3 separate regions of the Mus musculus genome follow, and all the other regions are linked to region 1. The links are chromatin loops, found by intact Hi-C in ENCODE. Cell type or tissue: left cerebral cortex. All regions are shown on one strand.

Region 1 (2,500 bases):
AATAATAAAAATAAAGAAATCTCGTAACCCCAAAGAGAAGTGAAGCCTGAAGAGTGACCAGATGCAAGAGCAGGAGAAAGCAGGGGTGTGTCCACATGATTCAAACAGGTCCAGCAGGGAGGGAGAGGGGAAGCAGATGATGGACAAAGATCCTGGGCCTAGAACACTAGGAATTTAGCAATAGAAGAGAACTCCAAACAAAATAAACAGACAGCAGAACGGTCTCAGCACCAGCGCCTAGACAAAGTAGAAAGGCTTTGTGGGAAGAGAGTGGCAACTCTAGAAAGATCAAACTAGAAATCGTGTTTCAACCAAGTGGGGGCACAGAGTGGAAGAAATGGGCAGTATGTTTGAATCTCTTCAGAGAGATATGCAGGCAAGGAGAAAATGGAGGATGAGTGGGATGAGACCTCTGAGGGAATGGAGTCCGGAGCACCTTAAGAATCCATGCGGTTGGGGGATGAAGGAATGCCCCCCAAAAAAAACAGTCGGGGGGGGTCCCAAGGTTACCAGTAGGACACAGGAGTAACATCAGGGGCCTCTCTGCCTTGTCTGACCCACTCCGGGACAGCGTGTGACCACAGTGCCCTCTCGTGGTGAGAGTCGGCATTACATGAGCCCTCGTGAGGCCTAAGACACTGGATCTCCACTGAACAAGCACCCAGAGCCTTGACTTTGCAGGGAGAGAGAGGCAACTCTAGAAAGATCAAATTAGAAATCGCATTTCAACAAAGTGGGGGCACAGAGTGGTAGAAGTGGGAAGTGTGTTTGAACATGCAGTGGACTCCTGGACTGGCTTGGAAACCATTTGGACGGGGCTTTTGTCTTTTCTTGTACTTGTCCTTAGTGAAGGCAAAAATTAAAAGCCACGTGAACTGCACCAATTATCCAAAGCAAAAGCTATACCCCCAAAGCAACCGTGCCCGCGTCATCTTTTTCACACATGTTGTGACCTGCCAGGCTGAGACCATAATACAGACGGCGTGGTCCAGCGGGCACCTGGACGACTGCAGGCACCAGAGCCTCTCCTTTCACCAGCGGAAAGGTGGAAAACGAAACAACCAACCCCGCTCCCGCCTCCCCCCGTGTGTAGGGGGGTGGGGGGGGGGGAATGCGGCTTGAACTGAAAGATTGTCTGCACAATGCTGCCATCTACCGGAAAGTTCTGGGAATGCGCCCGCTAGGCGCTGGCCAGGTATTCCAGGTCCTTGGCTCAACAGCAGAGCCATGCCCACGAAGCTCCAGCATCTTTATTAACGGTGGGTTTTCAGGCGTCGGAACACATCACTGACTCACTGGGGTAACTCAGGAAAATAAGTAGCTGCTTATTTAGGTCCTTTGGTTTGAGGGGTTTTTTTTTTCATATTAAAACAATAAAACTTCTAAAAAAACACTCCACTGTGGAGTTTCCAATAAGCATAAAAACAAAGAGCACAAAACTCTCTGCAGGCCAGGATAATGAGCTGGCAGTCTCAGGGTACAAGTTCGTTGTCAGCCCCCGAAGCTGAAGTACATGGCAGGAGGGCTGAAGCCAATGGCTGTCAGCTTCTTGGGGTTCAGTTTATCTGTAACATGAAGGTTTTGAGGCTTAGTTGGCTCATCCTTGGAAAAAGCTGAGAGAAGTTTAAAGCTACGTGACTACCAGATCCGACCAAGTGTAGACTCTAGTCTGAACCGAACAAAACAACAAGCAAGATGGCTGTTTCCAAGAGCTCCCGGTACAGAGATGACCCCATTCTCCAGATGCAATAGATCCCAGCACTCCAGGATGCCGCCCCAAGAATGTTGTCCCCTTCGTAAAAGTGCTCCTGTTGTTAGGTGTGGTGCTGCAGCCGGCAGTCCCGGAATTGGAGAGACAGAGACAGAGAGATTGAGAATTCCTGGTTAGGCTGGGCTACAAAGTAGTCGGCTAGCCTGGGCTATATAAAACGGCCCTATTTCAAAACTGAAAAGGGGAGGGGGGGAGATGAGGAGGAGGAGAGCGGAGAATGTAGCTAAGTCTGTACACTATTTGTGGGCTATGCACGAACTTCTTGGTAAGATGTCCAGCACTGCACAAACTGGATATGGAGGTACACCACTGTAATCTCACACTCAGGAGTTTGGACACAAGAGAATTAGGAGTTCAAAGCCATCTTCACATATATGTATCATGAATTTAAGACAAGCATGGGCTACATAATAGCCTGTCTCAAAAAGAGGAGGAGTTAGAGGAGGGGTGTGGCCTCCTCTGTCCCCCAAAGAGCTTCCAAAGAGCCCCAAGGAGCCCTGGTTTTCTAAGTCCCATCTGTTGGCTGAAATGTGTTTCAGTCTTCTTAACTACTAGACAGAACACGTTCTAAACATTTTTACAGTGACTATGATTTTTCCCAAGATTTCTGTTAGCAAATTAAATACAACAGAGTTAGTTTGCAAAGAGAATAATTCATGACCTGGGCAGCCCCTGAAAACACAGGTCCAGGAGTCTCTGTCCAGAAGCTGCACAGTGAGCCCTGCAGGC
Region 2 (2,500 bases), 110 kb after region 1:
TTTGAGATGCACGTCAGATAATCCACAGAGGAGAGAGGCTCATAAACAAGGATTTGCCTTGTAAGATCCTGACTGGTGATGGGCAGCTAAAAAGATGGACTTGGCTTTCTGGCTTCTCTTGTAGGTCCTTCCATAGTGACGCCCCCCAAGGACATCTGGAACGTCACTGGTGCCAAGGTGTTCTTGAGCTGTGAGGTCATCGGGATCCCAACCCCTGTCCTCATCTGGAACAAGGTCAGTAGTGCAGGCCTCGGGAAAGCATCGTGCAAGCCGGAAATCGTTTTTTGCATGGCCCAGGGCGGTGGGAATGGCACAGCTCAGTCTGCATCCACTGCCGGCTGCCCCACAACCATGAAGCCTGTGGCAGCTGGTATCACTCTACACTGGCACGGATCTTTCCTGACCTCCATCAGCCCAGTTCTGCTTTGGGTAGCAGTGTCCAAGCAGGGAGCTTGGGAAACTCAAAGAACCGTGGTGAATATCTAAACCCACTGTTTTCGTTGCTTTTGGTTACTGTGACCAAAGGTTACCCGACAGAAACTTTCAAGGGAGGAAGAAAGGTGGTTCGCTTTAGCTTCCAGGTTCAGAGGCTTATAGTCCCTTACACAGCAGGGAAGACATGGTGCTATCACTCAGTCTGTGGTGGCAGGAAGCTATGAAGTAAGGAAGAATCTTCAAACTCGTGCTAATAAAACAGCAAAGCCAGACACCCCTCTTTAGCTAGTTTGCTTCCTCAGCAAGCTCAGAAATGGAGGATAGTCTCAATTATTTTGTGTGCTTGTTGTCTGGTCAGAGGGGAGACCTCTGGGGCTCTGGGAGGGGGTTTCGGCCCCATTGTCAGAAGAATCCTAACAGATTCCAGTTCATATAGCCGAGGGGCAAAAAGAAAGAGAAGGCAGTTCCAGCGTCCGGGCACCCAAATGTGATCGGGACTGGAATTCTTGATCTCTGTTATCAATCTCTCGGCCTCACTTTCTCCTTCAGAAAGCTTCCTCCGCAGAGGGCAGAATTATCCTCACAGACCTCCGAAGCAGCAAAGCTTTCCCAGCTGCCGAGTGAGAAACCTTAGTCTAGATCATGGTTCCTGGCAGCCTCTGGCGCCCCCGTGTGGCCAGAAGAATGCGGCCACTGAGGAAACTACCTGGCTTGAGTGTGGTTACCAGGAAACGCCTGGACCACGGTGTGGGCAGAGGTGACCCAGTTCTAGTACAGCAGACCGATGACCCAGTTCTAGTACAGCTATCCCTCGCAGCTGAAACTTTCGTTAAAGGGAATAATGGGATGTTGCCTCTAAATTGTGCTTCGGAAAGAGATGTGGACGGGGAGTCAGGCATGTCAATAACGTGGTCGGCTACGTGTTCATTTAAACCTTCCCCCTGGCAGCTGAAGTTCCCCAATGCTTATTTGCGGTTAGTGGCTTGTGAAGAGCATGGCCGATAGTTTTCAAGGAAAACCGGCAAGAAGCTTTGTTGCTTCTCAAGGGGTCTCCATGGAATTTACAAAATGAGAAGCCAGGGTGACTCGAGGTACTTAAGTTTATAAGCCTCATTGCCGAAACTTGCAGAGAATAAGGTCTGTGGCACCCCGGCAAAATACACATGGGTCCCAGGGGAAATGAGTCGGCCTCGGGAGGCTTTGAAGTTATATGGCTTCCCTTAGAACACCAGACACCAGACACCAGACAGAGGTGGGGACCTAGGGGCTTGGAGAAAGGGGACTAAAAGAAAAAGCTCACAACTGCCTCTGACTCCCACCCACTCCAGGACATCCAAAGCCCTCTTCTGGCCTCTGAGGGCAGACCCAAACTCAGATATGCACATTAATGAGGATTAACATTAAGTAATGGTGCTAACAAGAAACAGCACCCAGAGATGTATAGCATTCGGTAGTTATTGGCGCTTTTTCTTATTTATTCCTTATTTACAATAGCAAGATTTTTGGAAGAATCTGCTGCAACCAAAGTACTCTAGAGCTAGGCATCAGGTGCCGCGTGTTCTGGGCAGGCTGAGACAGGATGGTGAGTTTGAAGCCATCCTGACTATATATAAAGAGATCTTGCAAAAAGATTAAAATAAAATAGCTAGACACCTAAACGACTTCTTGGTCTCCCCTTGAGCCTCCCCCAGCCCCAGCTGGCCATTTGTGGATAGCAGGGTTGGGTTTGCTTTTTTATTTGTTTGTTTTGTTTTGAAGATTCTTTTTGTCACAGGGCAGTGGTGGTTCATTAATCCCAGCACCTGGGAGGCAGAGGCAGGTGGATTTCTGAGTTCGAGGCCAGCCAGGTCTACAAAGTGAGTTCCAGGACAGCCAGGGCTACACAGAGAAACCCTGTCTCGAACCCCCCCTCCCCAAAAAAAGATCCTTTTTGTCAGGGTGTGGGGGATCTTCTATTGCTCTCCACCCTACTTTTTGACCTAGAGCTCACTGATTTGAGCTAGCCAGCTAGCCTGGAGGATCCTCGGGTCTCCACCTACCCTGCTCTGAGATTACAGGTGCTAGT
Region 3 (2,500 bases), 340 kb before region 1:
TCTGGGTTCCCCATCCAGCTTAGCTCAGCCACTCACAGGATATGGCACTGAGCACAATGATTGAGCTCATGTCTCAGGACAAGAAAAGGGAGGCATATCCTACGGCCTTCCCCAACGCCTCTTTGAGAGATGGGATGCAAAGAAGGAACTATGTGCATCTACACTTCACCTGCGTTTAGTACCAGCGTTATCCCAGCATCAGGATGGCTAAAAGTCCCGTATGATAAAAAGAGGTGAAAAAATGCCAAGAAGAAAAAAAATCAGCTCATGAAGAATGTTCCCTAGCTCCGGCCACCTCAGGCAAGGCCTGGCGGGGAGTGGTAATTACCGTAATTAAAACCAAGTTTCAGTGTCTCTGCGAAGCAGGTAGGACAGAGCCACTCGTCAGAATTTCAGTCTTGTGAGAAAGCGGTGCTGTAATAGGCCATAAAATTGTTCTAACCTTCCTTCCCTAAGCTGTCACATGTGGCCAGATCGATGGCTCCCTGGCACCTGCTGTGGTAGTAATTCCTGCTTGCTTTCAGCAGCCCCTGTGGGCTGCTGCAGTCCACAGCCAAGAACAGCTCCGGGGACTGATAAAGAGACATGACTGCTAGAGGCACGAGCAAGGCTGAACTGAGGGCAGGGGGATGGAGGGCAAGGCAGTGGGCCTGGGGCAAGGGACAGAATCGAGGTGGACAAAGAAAATCGGGCTGGCTGGGACATGAGCCACTCCTCCTTCAGTATCTCTCTGACCCCGGAAAGAGAAATAACAACAGAAAGCATGTTAATAGCAGCGAGATATGGAAGCAATCCTTTCTCTTCACCACTTTGCACAGGGCCTGGGTGACACCATAACCTGATTTGTGTTCTCTGTACTCCCTGGTATTTGGCGCCCAGGTCTCTTCTTTCGTTTTCTCTCCAACCTTTTAAAGTATAGTAACTGCTCGCGCCTTTCTGAAGCATGTGTTGGAGACAAAGAACACAGGAATATGTCATTTCCCATAAAGGCCAGAAAGGGTGTTGTGACCAGCGAAGTGCTAAAATGACATTTGCACTTAGGTGACAAACCGGCCCATTCCATTCCAGGTAAAAGCCTGGGCTTTTTTCCAGTTACTATAAAACACCAGAAAGTCAAGGCTGCCCTCCTCAGGCCACTTTGGGAATGACAGCTGATGCTTCCGATAGAGGATGGGGAGGGCAAGTGTTTGCTGCAATCAGGTACATGCCCGGGGTCTTGACCTTGAACAATATTCTCCAGGACACCAACACATTAGGAAAGGGCCAACCCAGAAGGAAGCTGCTTTATTCTGATCAATCCAGAGGATTTTTTTCACATAAAACAAAGCCTTTGAAGCCTGATTTCAAACAAGCTAAATCTGAAGGACACCATTTCTGACACTAAAGACTTGAAAGTAGACACATTAGTCTGGCATCCCGTCTGTGGCCAGACGCAATGCCCTGTGAGTATAGAGAAGTAAGGAGCCACTCCTCACGTGGCAAAAGAAAGAAAATACGGACATAATAGTCAAGACACAAAGTCACCCCCAGCTTCCTCACCAGAGGAGCAACCTGAACCCAGCGGGGAGTACATCTCTAAGTTTCTTCATCCATAAAATGAGGTTCCTAGACCAAAAGATGTCTGGATTCTTTCCCTCCAAGACACACTATTATCTATGTCCTTTATTTTGTACTTTCCGGTAGCAGTGTGAGCACCCTGAGAGGAGCAAATGAAACAAAGAACAGAATAAAACTAAGAACGTCACGCCAGCCCCTGGTTCACACCAACTGAGCATCCTCAGAGTTAGGAAGAAGGCTTTCTCTCCACTTGTACCTAACACAAAGGCACTGGGAAGGCATTTAAAGTGCACAAATGATTTTTTTAGGTCATTTACTTTACATTAAAGTCATGATATATTTATGTGTTTCTTTAATTAACAAATGCCAGAAAGAACCTCTACAATAGACTGCAGTGACAAGCCAGTGAATCTTGGGGACAAGTCTAATTTCTAAGGAGAAAAACCTACAACCACAACAGCCACTCTCGGTGTTGACTGCTGTGTGTGCTTTGAAGCCAGCCCTGGGGAGTCTCTGTTCCTGTTTGAATCCATGATATTCCCTCCGTTGCACACAGCTCTAGCCCAGGAAAAGGAAATCTCTTTACAGAGTATGGGACTCTCGCTTTACACAGAAAGCCCACACATACTGCAGTCAACTCTGGCCACCACTAATTATTCATTAGGAAAGGTTGAAGCAGCGACCCCGATTCTGAACAACTTATCTTAAGGGTTACCTTCGCTAAGTGTATGGAACCACCAGCCTTTTGCCCCTTAGAGAGCACAGCAAGCAGGTAGGATCCAGCTGCTTGCCTGGCTCTTCAGAGGTTTTCTTGTCTCCCTGTCCAAGCCTGTTATACAGGAGGAGACGTGCTCCAGCTCAGATATGCAAAGTGTGTCCAAAGAGGAAGAGTACACAGCAACCTGTAGATGGCAGTGAGCAACCCCTCACCTGCGTCCCCCTG

What was found. Hi-C counts contacts between places; a loop is a spot of excess contacts. Peaks named below come from ENCODE experiments on the same cell type or tissue, not always from the same donor. Only the 100,000 strongest peaks of a DNase experiment are listed, where the experiment ranks them.
Region 2: it touches region 1 in a loop (5-fold over the local background); 28 of 42 quality-filtered maps call a loop at or near these places.
Region 3: it touches region 1 in a loop (8-fold over the local background); 17 of 42 quality-filtered maps call a loop at or near these places.

The regions. Positions count from the first base shown.
Region 1 is chr5:77,458,655-77,461,154 of GRCm38, reverse strand. No RefSeq gene overlaps it. Among named protein-coding and RNA genes, the nearest start is that of 1700017L05Rik, 5.6 kb to the left of the region's middle. In left cerebral cortex, CTCF peaks have their summits at 602 (motif pointing left) and 1,181 (motif pointing left); DNase peaks (open chromatin) are centred at 624 and 1,108; H3K4me3 peaks cover 536 bases; H3K27ac peaks cover 540 bases.
Region 2 is chr5:77,353,296-77,355,795 of GRCm38, reverse strand. It overlaps Igfbp7 (insulin-like growth factor binding protein 7), which reads left to right. Exons shown (of 5, transcript NM_008048.3): 2 at 125-234. Among named protein-coding and RNA genes, the nearest start is that of Gm34648, 32 kb to the left of the region's middle. In left cerebral cortex, a CTCF peak has its summit at 1,104 (motif pointing left); a DNase peak (open chromatin) is centred at 1,112; H3K4me3 peaks cover 678 bases.
Region 3 is chr5:77,802,366-77,804,865 of GRCm38, reverse strand. No RefSeq gene overlaps it. Among named protein-coding and RNA genes, the nearest start is that of Gm34912, 130 kb to the left of the region's middle. In left cerebral cortex, a CTCF peak has its summit at 1,123 (motif pointing left); DNase peaks (open chromatin) are centred at 502, 690 and 1,096; H3K4me3 peaks cover 587 bases.